Regions from separate parts of the Homo sapiens genome. Here all the other regions are linked to region 1. Evidence: chromatin contacts called from ENCODE Hi-C or POLR2A ChIA-PET data. All regions are on one chromosome and are shown on one strand. The core of a region is the stretch at or near the end of the contact, and the rest is flanking DNA. Distances in the headings are between cores, read along the strand shown.

The links. Hi-C counts contacts between places; a loop is a spot of excess contacts on that map. ChIA-PET counts read pairs that join two places held with the same protein, here RNA polymerase II (POLR2A). Pooled maps may share reads with other maps.
Region 2: a loop to region 1 is called in a pooled map, with 4 times the contacts of the local background. The contact joins two enhancer-like sites. A Hi-C loop is called at or near these places in 2 of 50 pooled maps. POLR2A ChIA-PET finds 5 or more read pairs at or near these places in 2 of 52 experiments (HEK293 and IMR-90).
Region 3: a loop to region 1 is called in a map with no recorded cell type, with 5 times the contacts of the local background. The contact joins the promoter of DNAH10 here to the enhancer-like site in region 1. A Hi-C loop is called at or near these places in 7 of 37 single-sample maps with no recorded cell type and 4 of 50 pooled maps. POLR2A ChIA-PET finds 5 or more read pairs at or near these places in 1 of 52 experiments (activated T-cell).

What each region holds. Positions count from the first base shown.
Region 1 is chr12:124,773,366-124,776,175 of GRCh38, reverse strand. No RefSeq gene overlaps it. Among named protein-coding and RNA genes, the nearest start is that of SCARB1, 89 kb to the left of the region's middle. RefSeq lists enhancers at 1,469-1,628, 1,689-1,738, 1,749-1,908 and a silencer at 1,819-2,113. Within about 2 kb of position 1,380, at least 14 of the 41 ENCODE cell types and tissues checked have a DNase peak (open chromatin) inside an H3K27ac peak, as active enhancers do.
Region 2 is chr12:123,654,176-123,656,985 of GRCh38, reverse strand. It overlaps GTF2H3 (general transcription factor IIH subunit 3), which reads right to left. Exons shown (of 13, transcript NM_001516.5): 8 at 1,988-2,062; 9 at 1,162-1,215. Among named protein-coding and RNA genes, the nearest start is that of TCTN2, 16 kb to the left of the region's middle. Within about 2 kb of position 1,410, at least 3 of the 41 ENCODE cell types and tissues checked have a DNase peak (open chromatin) inside an H3K27ac peak, as active enhancers do.
Region 3 is chr12:123,760,969-123,763,778 of GRCh38, reverse strand. DNAH10 (dynein axonemal heavy chain 10) reads right to left here and starts at 1,478. Exons shown (of 79, transcript NM_001372106.1): 1 at 1,229-1,478. The coding sequence starts at 1,442. ATP6V0A2 (ATPase H+ transporting V0 subunit a2) reads right to left here. Exons shown (of 20, transcript NM_012463.4): 20 at 2,024-2,810. RefSeq lists a silencer at 1,478-1,897.

The DNA of each region.
Region 1 (2,810 bases), core at 131-2,630:
GGGTCAACACAAACATTTAGCCTATACCATCTGGATTGCCTTTCAAGTCTCAGGACACAATTGGTCAAAACTATATTACTATGTTTTATGTGACATATCAAAGTAGCAAAATTTTATTGGAATGCATGTCCTTTTGGTATGCATTTTATATATCTTTTTCATTTACAGATTAGAGTTGTGTGTGAGTGTGTGTACAATTCCATGAATTTTGACATGTTTATAGAGTTGAGTCATTACCCCTACAATCAAGACAAAACAATTTCATCATCCCCCAAGATTTCCTCATGTCTTCCCTTTGTTTTTGTTTGTTTTACAGTGGGCTCCCATAATTTTTTTTTTTTTTTTTTTGAGACAGAGTCTCGCTCTGTTGCCCAGGCTAGAGTGCAGTGGTTCAATCTTGACTCACTGCAGCCTTCACCTCCCAGGCTCAGGAGAGCCTCCTGACTTAGCCTTCCGAGTAGCTGGGACCACAGATGTGTGCCACCACACCTGGCTAATTTTTTTTTTGTAGAGATGGGGGTCTGGCTCTGTTGCCCAGGCTGGTCTCAAACTTTTGGCTTCAAGCATTAGTCCCACCTCAACCTACCAAAGTGCTGGGATTAGAGGCGTGAGCCACTGCACCCAGCCTGCGACCTGTGCTGCCTTCCTCCCACTTTGTAGGGAAGTCCCTCATCCCCATGCTTAGCCCTTGGCCACTAGCTATTTTTACCTTTTCCAGAATGTTCTAAATGGGATCTACAGCCTGTAACCCTCTGAGCCTGGCTTCCTTCACTCAGCACTGTCTCTAGATGCATGCCTGTTGTTGTGTGTAGCAATAGTTCCTTTCTTTTCACTGCTGAGCAGAACTCCATGGGGTGCACACACCAGTGCTTTTCAGCCGTTCACTTATTGAGGGACACGTAGAGTGGTTGCAGCCTTTGGCAATTGCATTAGTTGGTTTTCACGCCACTGATAAAGACATACCCAAGACTGGGTAACTTTTAAAGAAAAAAGGTTTCATGAACTCACAGTTCATATGGCTGGGGAGGCCTCACAATCATGGTGGAAGGCAAAGGAGAAGCAAAGTCATGTCTTACATGGGACCAGAGAAGAGAGAATGAGAGCCAAGTGAAAGGGGAAACCCCCGATCAAACCATCAGATCTTGTGAGACTTACTCACCACCAGGAGAACAGTATGGGGTTAACCGCCCGTATGATTCAATGATCTCCCACTGGCTCCCTCCCACAACATGGGAATTATGGGAACTACAATTCGAGATGAGATTTGGGCAGGGACGCAGCCAAACCACATCAGCAACTATGAACAAAGCTGCTGTGAACGTTCATGTACAGATTTGTGTGTGAAGGCGTACGTTCATTTCCCTGGGGTGTATACCTCGGAGTGGAGCTGCTGAGTCAAACTGGAGCTCTGCGTTTCACTTTTGGGGGACTGCCAGTTTCACAGTCGCTGTACCAGGCTGCATTCCCATCAGCTCTGCGTCCTCACCAGCATCTTGGTGTTTTCAGTTTTAAAAAACTTCAGCCCTTCGTAGTGGTTTCTCATTGTGGCTTTTATTTGCTTAGAAATACTTCTTGTCCTGAGATGAGTGGGACTTCCTCTCCACCCCCAATTAATTCATGTATCCGTGAATGACTGTCACGTATTGCTAGAATGAAACCAATTTTTACCATCAATTCTTTGTCCCTGCAAGTGCAGAGAAGCCTTGTTTTCATAAGGAAGTCACTGGGAGTGGAATTCTTATACTCCTTCTGGGTAGTATGCGAATGTCACACGGCGATCTGTCATTGGAAGCGATTCTCACTGATCTCCCAGCAGACAGGTCCGTTTGACCTTTCTTCAAATTTGTAGAAAGCAGCAAAGTGGAAACCACCGGCTTGCAAAAGCATTTCTTACCCAATCTTTAGATGGGTTCTCGAAACCTGTGTCCGGGAAGTTCCCTCTGATTGGGGCTGGAGGTCAGGGAGGCTTTGCCCGTTGGCTGTAGAGTGGAGGGGTGGGGGGTCTTGTGACCTGCCCGGGGAAATGGCAGGCGAGTGACAAGCTCAGGAGAGAGTCCAGGCCCCGAGGATGGTTCCCTTCAAACTCCCCATGTCTGATCCTCTGGGAAGCTGAGGCCAGCTTTGGTTATTTGATAGCCACGGTGAGGATTTTGACTTAATCTGTGTATGCAACACATCACAGACAGTTTTAACTCTTGCATTCAAGTCTACCTGCTCATAAAACAGAAAAAAAGACAGGCCCCAGAAGGCATTCGGTTTTTTTTTTTTTTTTTTTTTTTTTTTGGAGACAGGGTCTCACTTTGTCACCTAGGCTGGCACAATCACTGCTCACTGCAGCCTCAACCTCCCAGGCTCAGGCGATCCTCTCACCTCAGCCAGCCTCCCAAGTAGGTGGGATTATAGGCCTGTGCCACTACACCCGGCTAATTTTTTGTATATTTTTGTAAAGATGGGGTTTCGCCGTGTCGCCCAGGCTGATCTCCAACTCCCAGGCTCAAGCGATCCGCCCGCCTCGGCCTCCCAAAGTGCTGGGATAACAGGCATGAGCCACTGCCCTGGCCCTTAAGTCATTCTTGTGTTTGTGTGTGTGTGGGGTGTGTGTGTGTGTGTGTGTGTGTGTGTGTGTGTGTGTGTTCCCGAGGGACTTAGCCTCCCGTGTGTCTCATTGGGTGAACATCTTGCTTCTGAGTGAGGTTTGATTTTTTTGTAGGGTGTGCGTTTGGACACATCCTTGGTCTTAAGCCCAGCCAACGACCTTAGCCAGGGCTCAGGGAGGGAAGCACCGCCTGCCCCACAGCTGGAGGGCTGGG
Region 2 (2,810 bases), core at 161-2,660, 1.1 Mb after region 1:
CTCCCGAACAGCTGAGACTACAGGCGTGCACCACCATGATAGGCTAATTTTTTTGTATTGTTTATAGAGATGGTGTCTCGCCATGTTGCCCAGGCTGGTCTTAAACTTCTGAGCTCAAGCCATCCACCCGCCTGAGCCTCCCAAGTGCTGAGATTATAGGCATGAGCCACTGAGCTCAGCCAGGATATATTTTAAAGGCAGAATCAACAGGATTTGCTCATGGTTATGAAAGGAGGGAAGAGAAGAGACAAGGAAGAGTCAGGTTTTTGCTTGAGTTGCTGAGTGAACTGCACTGCCACTTAGGGAGATGGGGCTACCAGTGGAGCAGGAAGAGGCTGAGAGGACAAACCAAGAGCTCTCTGCTTTTGACACATGACACTGAAGATGCCTGCCAGACGTCCAAGAGGAGGTACTACGTACACGGCTGATTCTGCAAGTCTGGAACTCAGGAGAGTCTGGGACTGGACTAGAAAAATGAATGTGAGGGCTGAGGAGGTAGAGCTGGTATGTGAATTCATGGCAGAGACAAGATCGTCTTGGAGTTAATAGACAATGTGTAGACTGAAATGTGTTGCTAAAAAATGAATTCAAACTTTTTGAATTTTTACTACTGAAATATAATATGTACAAGAGTCTGTATACATAATGTGTAAGTATGGTTTAAATAATAAAATGAACATCATATACCTACGATCAAGCTGAAGAAACAGTACAATCTCAGAGCCTTTGAAGCATGTAAATTTTCCCATTGGACCTCGCTCTCCCCATCCTTCATCCCCAGCAGTAACCTAAATTCAGGGTTTGTCATAGTTTTGTGCTTGTAACTGATCCTTTAGGAAACAACATTTGTGGCCAAAAAACATCTAACAAAAACTCAGTAATTTCTTCAGACTTACTTTAGGGTTTTGTTTCCCTTTCGGGTTAAAGTAAAATTCAGTTTTTGTCTTTTAGTGCTGCCCAACGGAAATATAACGCAAGCAATATGTAATTTAAAATTTTCCAGTAGCTCCATACGTAAGGGGGAAAGACATAGATAAAATTAGGCTGAATAACATATTTTATTTAACCCAATATACCCAAAGCTTTCATTTTAAATTGTAATCAATATAAAAATCACTAATTGTCATAACCACCGACACAAAGCATGGTTTTAAAACATACCTGTTGGAGGAGCCCTGAGTCGGAGTCTAAAACACAGGCATCAATCAAAATATTCTAAAAGAAACATTTTGAAAATATTACAGGAATAATAACAATAATGATTACCCTATACTGAGAACCTACTACATGCCATACTCTATGCTTAAAATAGCTCACTCAATATGCAACGTGACTCTGCACGGCAGATATTTGCATTTGGCAGCTGAAGCACCCAGGACATGGCTGGGCTGTGGTCACAGAGCCAGCGGGTGAGAAAGCTGTCACCCCACTCGGCATGTCTCCAAAGTCCAGGCTCTTTTCACTACATCATGCTGCCACTCCACAACAGAGAACATTATGCATGGCTATAGCAGCATTTTACATTAAAACTGAAATTTTAAGGAGGTTTTCTTTCTTCATAAACACACCAAAGAAGAAAATGTATTATACTTCATCTGAACATTTCAGCTCTTTGCAAAGTAAAAATACTGAATTTTTACAGCTTCGCCACAGCAACAAGATAAAGAAACTGATGCAAGGTTTATACAGCAAACTGTCAAACCAGGGATTCTTGGCATGGGGTCCAAGGATGGGCTAAAGGTTACCTGAATACCATGAAACTCTATGCAAAACTGTGGTTGAGTGCATATTGTTTTGGGAATGCATCAGATTCTCAAGTGGTCCAGGACCCAAAATAGAGAAAAGACTAGAACATAATACAGATTCTGGATTCCTTGCCCATTCATAAGCCTACGTAGTCAGAATACCTCAGAGTAGAGCATTCAAAAAATGAAATTGACTCCTTCGTTATGAAACAAATACTTTAAACGGCAGGCTCTCAGTTCACCTGTTTCTGTGCTGCAAAGATGACATTCATGAAGTTCATATACTGCAACGCACTGTCTTCTGCAGCCTTAATCACCTAAAAATCACAGTCATGTTAATTCCACCCAGGCACATGCCAGTCCTCTCACACCAATGTCACACAATATACTGCGAACCACAACCAACATTATTCCAGTTTGTCTTCCCATTTATCATTGTTAAATGATACCTAAAGTATAAAGATGACAGTAACATTTCCCCCGAAATCCCGCTCCACGTAACGGTTTGATGAACTCATTCTGGAGAGCACCTACATGGGCAGGTATATACATGCACACCCAAAACACAAACACACACATACACAAAATAAACACATACGCACATATACCCAAAATACACACACGCCCCCAAAATACACACACCTACCCACCCAAAATACACACATGCACCCCCAAAATACACACACACACCCAAAAATACACACACTCCAAAATACACACCCAAAATACACCCATACCCCAAATACACACACCCCAAATACACATACACCCAAAACACACACATATACAAAATACACACACGGACATACACCCAAAATACACAGGTAAGTACACCCAAAATACACACACACACAACCAAAATACACGTACCCCAAAAGTACACACACCACTAAATACACACACCCAACACACACACACAACCAAATACACAGCCCCAAAAAATACACATCCAAAACATACCCCCCAAAATACACCCCCCCAAAATATACACACCCCAAATACACACATAAAACAAACACAAACCCAAAATACACCCAAAACACACAAACACACCCCAAATACATA
Region 3 (2,810 bases), core at 229-2,728, 1.0 Mb after region 1:
CCACCCTGGGCAACATGGTGAAACCTGTCTCTACCAAAAATATAAAAATTAGCCAGGCATGGTGACGCATACCTGTAGTCCCAGCTACTCAGGAAGCTGAGGTGGGAGAATCACTTGAGCCCTGGAGGCAGAGGTTGCAGTGAGTCAAGATCGCACCACTGCACTCCAGCCTGGGTGACAAAGTGAGACCCTATCTCAAAAAAAAAAAAAAAAAAGTTAAAAAATAGAATACAATAAATGAATCTGCCTGGTACCTTTAAAAAAAAAATCAAAGGTCTGCCGGCCCTGCCACCCGAACCCAGTGAGAGGCCCTGCAAGGGATCCCCAAGTCCTTAAGGGGCTGGAAAAGTAGCCCAGGAGACTGGACAGCCAGGCAGGAGGTCCCGGTAGCTGTGCTCCAGCTGGTGCTCCTGCGAGGAGGCGGCTTTCGAGGTCCCAGTCTCCTTCTAGCTGTTTCTGAAGCGAGTTGTCCTGCCTCCTCCTCTCACCTGTGCTGGCCCCTCCCTGCCCTCTCAGTGTCCCTGGCCTATCAGAGAGTAGGTGGGGCTGGGGATCCGCCTCCACAGAGGGTTCTGGGACCCTGGTCACTGTCTTTTTGTATTTGCGATGCTAATTTGTTCAACATAAACATTTAAAGTCTACTGTAGTTTTTAAACTTTGTCCTAGCCTTATTTTACTTTTTAGGATATAAGGAGCCTCCAGAAGTAGAAAGGGGTGCTCTTCGGACCCTCCGTGAGAGGCTGCGACCGTCAAGGAGAGTGACAGTGACCTGGGTCCCTGCCACACCTGGGCATGGCTCTACCCAGCCGTTCGGATTATTGCACAGTGGATCTTGACGCCCCGTGGGCCTTGGGCAGGTTACTTAACCCCCTCCGTGCCAGTTTGCTCATCTGTAAAATAGGGATGAGGATACACCCGCCTCGTAGGGTTAAGGAGTTGATACAAGCGTTGGAACCGCACCTGGCACGGGGTGCGGGCTAAGTCAGTGTTTGCTGTGATTTTTCAATCAAGGCCTGACTTTCAAGTGGGCTGTGGGCCCAGGAGGGCAGGGACGGCTGTGATTGCTGGGTTCGCCCGGGGCCTGCACGTGGCGGGCGGCAGCGTTTGTGGACAGCACCTGAGGCCGGGGCCGGACGATGGGCAGGCTCTAGCAGCCCCGGCGCCCGCCGGAGAGGCCGGGACGGGCAGGAGGGAAGCCCGGGGAAGGGAGCGGCGCGTCGAGGCTCACCAATCTCCACCTCCACCTCCTCCGGCACCATAGTGCGGTAGATGAAGAGCGCCGAGGGCCCCTCCTCCTCGCTCGCCTGGTTGAGGAAGTGCAAGATGAGGTCCTCGCCCTGGCCGTCGTCGCGGTTGAGCAGGTCCTCGAAAAGCTGGGGGTCGGTGATGCCGAAAGCCGCATACACGCGGTCGCGCATCCACAGCACCCGCAGGTCGTCCATGGCGCCGCGCAGTGCAGAGGGAGCCGGGCGCAGGGCGGGCGTCCGTGGCAACGGCGGCCCTAGCAATGGGCGCCCCGGAAACGGCCGCAGCTCGCCCCGCCGACGGCGCCGGCGCTGGGGGCTGCAAGCTCGGCAGTGCCCCGCGCCCGGCCCCTCGATCCCGAACCCGCGAGCCGCAGCCCACGCCCCGGCCCCGGGATCTCGGAGGCGCGCACCAGGCCCCCGGGCCGCCGAGGTAGGCTGGTTGCTCCCTGGCCCCGGCAGCGCGCACGCCCCTGGATGCGGAGCGGGACCCTCGCCGCCAGGAGCCGCCCTCGGGCCGCTGCAGCCGAGGGTGCGACCCCACCCCACGCCGACCGGTTTGCAAGCAGCCCGCCCACCTTGCAGATGAAGCTGGGGCTAGAGAGTTGGCGAGACGAAGGTCACAGCACCTCGGCGGTGGCAGAGGCGGGATTAGAGGCCAGACGAGGAGGAAATAAGCCGAGAAAGCACGAGTTCCTCATGGCCTACAAAATCAGGGAAGGAGCAGAGTTCTTTAGCTTTCTTGCCAAACTAGAGCATAATAAAGCAAAACACCCACGTTTAAAAATATAGATATATTTATTTGTCATTAGCAAAAGGAAGTTAAATACTGATAGAAGATGCAAATTTGTCCTTTCATGCATTTGTGGAGCAAAGTACTAACTTGTTCACTGTCATTTCCCCTCACAAGGAGTTGAGCCCCTAGATGACTCAGGCTAACCCTAAGAACCTACCTAGCCTTCTTAGATATTCCCATCAAAGAACAGGTGGAGTGTACTAAGTATTTCTGAAAATTCTAAACCAAATCAGCAAAAATGGCCTGACTGTGGGAAGACTGTTCGTTCAAACTGCCTTATTCCCATCATCTTGATTTGACAGCTTCATAATAACCTTCCTGGATATATTCCCTGTGGCACGCAAGCAAACCCGGCTTTACGTTTTTAATAGAGGAATTTATTGTTTTAAATGCGGACTGTAGAATAGGTGTAGAAGTTGTTTTTCTTTTCCAAAATGTATCAGGCTCTAAAACGTCTGAATATGTAATTCATGGACATCGTAAGGCTGACCTATGCTACAGGTATTCTGTGCCTTATTAAACAACTGCAGAGGGCCAGGCGCGGTGGCTCACGCCTGTAATCCCAGCACTTTGGGAGGCCAAGGTGGGTAGATCACCTGAGGTCAGGAGTTTGAGACCAGCCTGGCCAACATGGTGAAACCCTGTCTCTACTAAAAATACAAAAATTAGCCGGGCACTGTGGCAGGCGCCTGTAATCCCAGCTACTCGGGAGGCTAGGGCAGGAGAATTGCTTAAACCCAGGAGGCAGAGGTTGCAGTGAGCCGAGACTG